Regions from separate parts of the Homo sapiens genome. Here region 1 is linked to region 2. A link is a loop called in an ENCODE intact Hi-C map of the cell type or tissue named here. Cell type or tissue: gastrocnemius medialis. All regions are shown on one strand. Each heading gives the region's core, and the rest is flanking DNA. Links, peaks and the distances in the headings are about the cores only.

Evidence for each region. A loop is a pair of places that touch in the nucleus more often than their neighbours do. Peaks named below come from ENCODE experiments on the same cell type or tissue, not always from the same donor. Only the 100,000 strongest peaks of a DNase experiment are listed, where the experiment ranks them.
Region 1: a loop joins it to region 2, with 3 times the contacts of the local background. A loop is called at or near these places in 1 of 110 quality-filtered maps.

Annotation. Positions count from the first base shown.
Region 1 is chr1:26,253,400-26,257,783 of GRCh38, reverse strand. It overlaps CEP85 (centrosomal protein 85), which reads right to left. Exons shown (of 14, transcript NM_001319944.2): 4 at 1,919-2,613; 5 at 54-187. Among named protein-coding and RNA genes, the nearest start is that of CEP85, 21 kb to the right of the region's middle. RefSeq lists a silencer at 260-460. In gastrocnemius medialis, for the core only: no CTCF peak of the experiment used is centred there; DNase peaks (open chromatin) are centred at 263, 2,063 and 3,155; H3K4me3 peaks cover 2,919 bases; H3K27ac peaks cover 4,000 bases.
Region 2 is chr1:26,180,432-26,184,815 of GRCh38, reverse strand. It overlaps CNKSR1 (connector enhancer of kinase suppressor of Ras 1), which reads right to left. Exons shown (of 21, transcript NM_006314.3): 2 at 4,206-4,363; 3 at 3,920-4,101; 4 at 2,875-2,959; 5 at 2,414-2,455; 6 at 2,232-2,336; 7 at 1,560-1,619; 8 at 1,402-1,470; 9 at 986-1,087; 10 at 675-745; 11 at 529-602; 12 at 309-415; 13 at 204-231. Among named protein-coding and RNA genes, the nearest start is that of CNKSR1, 5.1 kb to the right of the region's middle. RefSeq lists an enhancer at 2,245-2,746. In gastrocnemius medialis, for the core only: no CTCF peak of the experiment used is centred there; DNase peaks (open chromatin) are centred at 2,295 and 2,855; H3K4me3 peaks cover 1,686 bases; H3K27ac peaks cover 4,000 bases.

The DNA.
Region 1 (4,384 bases), core at 220-4,219, 73 kb before region 2:
TCAATGGGGCCTGGGAGAGTAGTCTGGCTCTGTGGTACCCCTTGCCCTCTTACTTGTCAATGAGAAGCTCTTTTTCCTTCAGAAGGTGTTCATTACTGTTCAAGATGCTGATCCACTGTGCTGGCTCTAAGATGGGCAGTGAAGGACCAAAAGCAGCAGGATGGTGGCAGATGGCTCCATTCTGAAGCTGAAAGGCAAGTAGGCCCAGATGAGCTTGATCTTGACCCATACACGCCTGAAAACACCTGAGCAGTAATCAGCTGGGTCTGTAGTCAAAGCCCAACTTGGCTCAGCCTGATGAGGCCCAATGTTTATGAAATAATTTTAGCTCTGAGGCATGACTGGAAAGAACCTGCCAGGAAGGCTTCTGCCAACTGAACACTCCCTGTTCAAAAAGGCTCTAGTTTCTAAGAAAAGGTCAGTTATCTTTTATTATCTAGCAACAGAGGCAAACCAGGAGCTAGGATGTCCTCACCAACCAAGGAAGGGGAATATGTCTGCTCCCTTCCTTCCCACTCTTCAGCAGCACAAGGATTTTTTAAAAGAAAATATGCTGGGTGCGGTGGCTCACGCCTGTAATCCCAGCACTTTGGAAGGCCAAGGTGGGCAGATTGCCCAAGCTCAGGAGTTCTAAACCAGCATGGGCAACAGGGTGAAAACCCGTCTCTAATAAAAAATACAAAAAATTAGCCAGGCGTGGTGGCATGCGCCTGTGGTCCTAGCTACTCAGGAGGCTGAGGCAGGAAAATTGCTTGAACCTGAGAGGTGGAGGTTGCAGTGAGCCAAGATCATGCCACTGGGCGACAGAGCAAGACTCTGTCTCCAAAACACACACACACACACACACACACACACCAAAACAAAACAAAACAAAAAAAGGAAAATACAGGCAGGCACAGTAACTCACCCCTGTAATCCCAGCACTTTCGGAGGCTGAGGCGGGCGGATCACAAGGTCAGGAGTTCGAGACTAGGCGGGCCAGCATGGTGAAACCCTGTTTCTACTAATAATACAAAAAAGAGCTGGGCGTGTTGGCACGCACCTGTAGTCCCAGCTACTCGGGAGGTTAAGGCAGGAGAATCACTTGACCTTGGGAGGTAGAGGTTGCAGTGAGCCGAGAACACGCCACTGCACTCCAGCCTGGGCAACAGAGCAAGACTCCATCTCAAAAAAAAAAAAAAAAGAAAATACAAAAGTGGTAGAGAGAACACAGGGGCTCAAAGAAGGTTTTCACATTTATTTATTTATTTTTTGAGACAGAGCCTCGCTCTGTCATCCAGACTGGAGTGCAATGGCGCAGTCTCGGCTCACTGCAACCTCCGCCTCCCAGGTTCAAGCAATTCTCCTGCCACAGCCTCCTGAGTAGTTGGGACTACAGGCGCATGCCACCACACCTGGCTAATTTTTATATTTTTAGTAGAGGCAGGGTTTCACTCTGCTGGCCAGGCTGGTCTCGAACTCCTGCCCGCCTCGGCCTCCCAAAATGCTGGGATTATAGGCGTGAGCCACCTGGCCTCAAAGATGGTTTTTAAACCCCAGCTCTGCCAATTACCAACTCTATGACCCCGTACAGATTATGTAGTCTAAGAACCTGGTAAGTTTCTACATCTACCTCGTTAGTACACTATGAAGATTAAATAAAATGCTGTATGTGAAAGTACTTAGCCTAGTGACGTATAAATACGTTTTTAGGTTTTCCTTTGTAACCTTTTGCTATTTTGGAGACCCTATCTGGTGCTTAATTTGACTACCAAACAGATTCAATGGCCAACAGCTCACAAGCCTGTATTTCCTGTCTACAAACATCTTCCTTCTTTTTACAGCTATTTTCTTTAAGCCAAAATTCAAAGGACAAAAGCTATTACAATTCTAAGAACTGTACAGAACCTAGAAAATCCAAGGAAAGATAGACCTCTACCTGCATTTGCTCCATCTGTAAACGAATCAATTCCAGCTGCTGCCGACAAGTGCTGAGTTCACAAGATTGCTCTCGGGGATGCCAAGTGTCAGGACTCGGCTGCCACACCTGAGAGGGCAGAGGCTTGGAGAGCCCGGGAGCAGGCTGGAGTCCCAAAGGGAGGACCCCACTGCTATTAGAATGTGGTCCATTCCGCTCAAACACTGCCCCGCTGCCCGGTGCCTTCTTGGCCTCAGGCAACACTCTGTACAACTCCTTACTTGTGCTGGTTCTTGGGTTGTGGAAGCGGACTCGGTGGTGAGGATCTGAATAAAGTGTCTCCATCATTGCCGACTGATTGAGGGTAGATTCCATGCTAGGAATATCAAACTTCCTCGCCTCTTCTTGTCTTTCATGGCCCACTGCTGGAAACCAGGACTGCTCAATTCCATTTTCTCCAGTAGCACCAGAGAAATACATGAGATCTCTAGATAGGCCTGGAGAATGTTTCATTGCACCGAGGTCTCCATTTCTTGTCATTCCCACACTTTCAGCCAACCCTGACAAAGGGAGTTTAGAGGAAGAGGGTCCAACAGGTGTAGAATTTGGCTTGGCAGGAGAGGTCCCTAAAGTAGAAGGCATCACATGGGCTGTTGGAATGGTTACGTGGCTTTTGATGGGCTGGAAAGGAGGACTGCCACTTGAGCTGCAAAAATCTGGGGAGAGAATAGTCTTCCATAAGTAAAAATTGAAGTAGCAAGCTTTCTTGAGTTTGAATGCTATGCCAGAAGCTCTCGGCCTGTCCTGAGACCAAGCAGAGAGAGCACCATCATCAAAAGTATCAGGCAGAAAGAAACGGCAACCAAACTGGGAGATGTATGTTCCAGGATCTCAAATGCCATTCACAAGGTAAACTAACAAAAGGCAATAATGACTTCACTTTTAACTTAGTCCTTTGTACTGGAATAAAAAAAATCTTGTCAGTCAACAGACAAAGCTGAAAAACTTTTAAAAAGTTTTTTAAAAAATTTAAACTTTAAAACAAATTACTTACTTAAGGAAAATGAGTTAGGTCCTACTCTTCTGGAAGCTGGACAACTCTCAGCTATAATCAAATCTAATAAAAATATCCTTTCCAAGAGTCACCAGAATCTTCTGCGACCTCCAAAAGCTCCCCCAGGAAGGTGAGCAACGAGTCCAAACTATCTGAAGAATGAAGCGAACTAGACAGTCTTGCTCAGTATGCAGGACAGGGAGTATGGCATCTGAGGCAGGATTCTGTTCTCTCTCCCATACCCCAAACCTGACTGCCTGGATATGTGAAGTTATTCTTAGTAACTCTCAGGTTTCACTCTAGCACAGTGAGCACTCTCAATTGGGTACACACTGAAATCCTCTATTTTATATTTTGCCTTTCACTTGCCCCCTTGTGTGTACCCAACTGTGTTTTTTTTTTTTTAACTTTTCCTTCAGACTGAATTTGTGTTTCCTTTGGCTCCTGCCTGGTCTTGGGAGACAACCCTTGATTAGCCCTACTATACAAGGTTCACATTTCTACCTATTTCCAACTTTCAAGTACTACTCTGAGGGGGACTACTGCAAGCAAACAATAAGGGAGGAATGTGAGGTAACATACTTATTGCTTTCAGCAGGCAGAAAACTGAATAAGGAAATAAGGAATACCAATTTCTTCTCTTTTCAACTATATTCAGTACTCGTTCCCAAATCAAGCATATCTACCACGGAGAAGAGCGACTACCAACTTGTTTCTTTTTCTCCCCAGCAACCAACACAGAGAACACTCAGATAACAACAACAAATACTATAATTGTTCCCAGAATTATGTAAGTATAGATCAGCTACGACCTTCTCATTAAACAACTTTTTTTTTTGAAATGGGGTCTCACTCTGTCACCCAGGCTGGAGCACAGTGGCGTGATCACAGTTCACTGCAGCCTCGACCTCCCCAGGCTCAGGTGATCTTCCCACCTCAGTTTTTGTATTTTTAGGAGAGATGGGGTTTCGCCATGTTGCCCAGACTGGTCTCGAACTCATGGGCTCAAGTGATCCACCTGCCTCAGCCTCCCAAAGTGCTAGGATTACAGGTGTGAGCCACCATGCCCGGCCTTAAGCAACTCTTTAAAAATATGGGCAAGCCACCTCACACCTGTCAGAATGGCTATGATGAAAAAGATGAGGCCGGGCGCAGTGGCTCATGCCTGTAATCCCCAGCACTTTGGGAGGCTGAGGAGGGGGGATCATGAGGTCAGGAGATCGAAACCATCCTGGCTAACACGGTGAAACCCTGTCTCTACTAAAAATACAAAATATTAGCCAGGTATGGTGGCACGCGCCTGTAGTCCCAGCTATTCGGGAGGCTGAGGCAGGAGGATCGCTTGAACCCAGGAGGTGGAGGTTGCAATGAGCCAGGATCGCACTACTGCACTCCAGCCTGGGCGACAGAGTGAGACTCCATCTCAAAAAAAA
Region 2 (4,384 bases), core at 120-4,119:
GTTTGCTCAGTCACAGCAAACAGGTTAGCCTCTAGTCTGGTGAGAGGCCCAGACTGGGAGCACAGCTCTGTCTGACCCTAGAAACAGAGCTGTTTCCAGGAGAGGCTGTGTGGGAAGGATGGGGGTGGTCTTGCCCAGCATGTAAAGATTTTTAACAGCTCCTCAAACAGGGGAACCCCCACCTAGTCCAGCGCACCTCATACCTTTTGATTTCTTCCGACCAACAGGACTCTGAAAGGACAGCAGAAGGGTGAGAGAAGGATCTAGGTCCAGACCCACCCACCCCCTTGCTAAGCCCCTGAGCTTACCTTGTCAGGGGATTCAGGGAGCCCTGGAGTCCCTGCTACCCCTGCTGGGAGTATGGCTGGGGGTTCCGGGGGGATGGGCAGGGGCTCAGGGCCAAGGGAGGCAGAGTCTGTCAGGGAGGGAGGAGAGAGAGGGAAAGTCTATGAGCCCAGTCCCAGGCTTGGGGTCAGAACTGGGTGCCCAGATGCCGTGTCCGGGGCATCCATGGAGCTTTGAGACTACCTGTCCAGGCAGGGCTGGGTCCGGGACTGGGGTTTGAAGACAGGTCAAAGGCAAAGACGTCTTCAGATGGGGCCCTGGGGAGGGCAAGGGGGATGAGATGAGCCCACGGTCTCCCCACCAAGACACACCTGGACAGAGCCTGTTACCTGGGAGACAGTGGGGCCAGAGACAGTGATGGGCTCCTCTGGTGCGGGGAGTCCAGGACCTGAGGGGGCGTCTGGGGAACAACCAGGAACAAAGCAATGGAGACAGGGGTCTGAAAGCAGGTTGGGGGGCAACAGGGGTAGGGGAGCAGCAGGAGCAGGTACCTGTGGGGGGGTCTGAAGGGAGCTAGGGGGGCGCAGCAGGGGAAGGTGCCTGTTGGGGGGGGTCTGAAGGCAGGTGTGGGGGTGGTGGGGGCAGGTACCTGTGGAGGGGGGGGTCTGAAGGCAGGTCGGGGGGCGGCAGGGGAAGGTACCTGTGGGGGGGTCTCCGGTATCGGGATCTTCTTCAGCACTAAGCTGAGTCCGGCTGGCTCCCGCAGCAGTTCCCTCACCATGTTCTTACGGGGCCATCCCACCTGGGGGACAGAAACACTGGCTGGTATCAACCTGGGCAGGAGGCTCTAAAGCAACCACCAACTCTCACCCTCGTGCTGGGAGCTCTCTCTCAGCCTCCCACTTCTGCCTCCCACTCATGCAGCCTCCTGGGGGCTTCCATGGGCCCCATCACCTGGGCTCTGCAGAGGATGCTCTCACCAGACTTAGCTGGCTCATCTCCTGGAAGGCAGCTCCCACAACCCTGGTCAGAACCCTTGGTTGCCTCCCCACCCACCAGACTTGGGTTCCACTCGGTGACCCCTTCACCTCCTACCATGTCCCTCTCCTCACGCACCACCACCTGCTCGTTGATCTGGACAACCTCGTCTCCAGGCTGGATCTGCAGTCGGGAGTCAGTGGGAACCTGACGTGGGGAATGGGGCCTGAGGTTGGCCTGGCTTGCAGGTGAGAGGCCTCGGGGATGGGCGGCTGAGAAGGGTGTGGGGCTCTCACCTGGGTGTCCACTTGGGACACAAAGTGCTGGCAATTGCTGGTGGTGTGAATTTCTAGGCCCTGCAGAGGCAGAGGCTATAGTCACCGGGGGCTGGGGGGCAACAGGGCCAATAGGCAGGACCCCCGCCAGACACCAGGACTCTATGGTGGGTGGAACTGTGGCAAGAGCTGACCCCAAGCTGGTCCTGCCCAGACTTGCTGTATGACTTTGGACTTGCTACTCCTGTGGGCCTCTGCCTTCTCCTCTGCTAAGAGCCAGAGGGAAGCTGGAGACCCTGATTTCTGAGGTACCAGCTTCTCAGCAACATTCCTAAAGGGACAAGCAGGGACAGGGCAGGGATAGGGCTCTGGTCTTCCCCACTGGTCAAAGATTAAACCAAGAAAGGTCACATCCTCTCCCTTTCTCCTAACTGCCCCCAAGCCCCTGCCCCGTCTCCATCCCAAGGCTGGAACACACTACCTGAGGCCACACCCGCGTGGCCCCTCAGGACTGGGGAGGTGCAGAGCAACGGGAGACCCTGGCCAATCCTCTGGGCCTCCATTTTAGCATCTGTACAAAAAAGGCTTTCCAGCCATGGCAGCACAGGGTTCTGTGGGATCCTGGACCCTATTTCAGGGCCCAGACAAGGCTGCCAAGGGGTCAGAAGTGAGAGGTGGGAGGGCAGGGCTCACCAATGGACTGTCCAGCTGCACCTGCTCGAGCACGGCCTTCTGTTCCAGCAGCTCCTTGGGGCAGCAGACCAGGATGTTGTGGCAGATCCCAGCCACGTGGCTGCACTGGGGGAGGGGAGCGGGCTATGTAGCCTGAGCCCGATCGCCCCTACCCCCACTCTCTTCCCACCCCACAGACTCACGATCCTCAGGACTGTGCCCTCCTTCTCAGCCGCTGGACCATCCTGGAAGTAGAATGAGAGAGCAGGGGCCTCCCCTGAGCAAGGGCCATAAGGGGACTGCCTTCTCCTGGGGGCAGGGTGGGATTCCGTACAGTCCCTCCCTGCCTTCCCTACACTGGCCCCCTGCCCAGAACCACAGGGCCTCAGCGTTTTAACCAGAGGGCTCGTTTCCCTGATACCAGGCCCCCAGAAGTCACCACACGTGCCCTCCCCTCCTTCCCTGTCCTGAGTGTCAAAATTCCCCTGCCAGCTAGGGGACCCCAGGCCCCATTGTCCCATACCCAGTGGCAGGGCCTCCTCTCCTCCTTTCTCGCCCGTCTCAATCCTCATACTCGATCCTGGGCTGATTCACAGGTTATAAAAAGCTCTAGCCCAGCTTGGTCTCTAGGGCATGGGCCAAGCCTGGCCCTTGGTTCTCCTACCTCATGCAAGACCTGGCTCAGCTCCTCCAACAAGTCTCGGATCTCCTGGCATGCTGAGAAATCATTTAAGTGGGAGAAGAGGTACCTGGCAGGGGAAGAATAGCACAGTGGTTAAGGGACTATGCTTAACCACTCAGAGCCAATTACTCACCAATTACTCACCTCAGAGACTTGGGGATAATACCTGCTCTGATGGGTTTTGGTTTAGAGTAAAGGAGATGATTGAGACATCTAAAGAGATTAGCACAGGACTTATTTGTCATGTGCCTACCACATGCCAAGCCCTGTTCTAGGCACTGGGGAAACAGACAGTAAAGACATCATACATCAATATCAATTTAACTTTGGCTGTAATGAGTATCATGAAACATTGGATAATGAGTTTATAATAAGTTATTATTTATTATTTATTAATAGTATAGCTTGGAGAGTGTACAACAGGGAAGGCTTCCCCGAGATGACATTTGAGGTGGGGTCTGTAGGACAAGCAGCAGCCAGTGCACAGGGTTGGGGAGGCTCTCCATTCAGTGGTTGTTGATGAGATCGATTATTACAAGCTGGAGGGTGGGGTGGGAACTCTGGCATCCCAGTGCCCCTGCACAGGTGGATTAATCCCTCTGCCCTGCTCCACCATATCTTTTTTTTTTTTTTTTTTTTTTTTGAGAGGGAGTCTCACTCTGTCGCCCAGGCTGGAGTACAGTGGCATGATCTCGGCTCACTGGAACTTCCACCTCCCAGGTTTGAGTGATTCTCCTGCCTCAGCCTCCCCAGTAGCTGGGATTACAGGTGCGCACCACCACACCTGGCTAATTTTGTATATTTTTGGTAAAGATGGGGTTTCACCATGTTGGCCAGGCTGGTCTCCAACTCCTGACCTCAAGTGATCTGCCCGCTTCGGCCTCCCAAAGTGCTGGGATTACAGACCTAAGCCACCACGCCTGGCTCACCATATCTGAACAAGAGCCAAGATCTGTTTTTCTCTCCCACGCCCTGAAGGAGGCCAAGGATGACAATAGTCCCTCACTCGTCACCCCAACCCGGGTACCTGCTGAGCCAGAAGAGGAGGGCGTCAGCTTCATGCAACAGCTCCACAGCTGCACAGAGGACATCAATAGGGGTCTTGGCACAGTCCCCCAGGCAGCCTTGGACTATGCTCTGGAAGTCATGGGTTGCCCCCAGAAGTCCCTCTGTCAGGCTTTGCAGGTTCTCTGTCTGTAGCCTGGAGCTCTGTGCCAGAAAGAGGGCAAGTCACCTCCCTGGCAGCAGCCAGCCCCCCATCACACCCCCCAGGTTGGTGGAAGCTGCAGCCAGTGTGACCAGCATTCACTCACCAGGGCCTGGAGCTGTTCCACCCCGCCCAGGATGAGCTCCTGGTGTCCCAGAGACCGCACAGCCAGAGCCTCGAGGCTTTGGGGGCAGAGCTGGAGCAGGTTCTTGCCAGGCAGCTGCCAGTCCTCAAAGGGATAGTCCTGCAGGGAGTCGTCAAGACCTGGAGGGAGAGTAAGGCTCA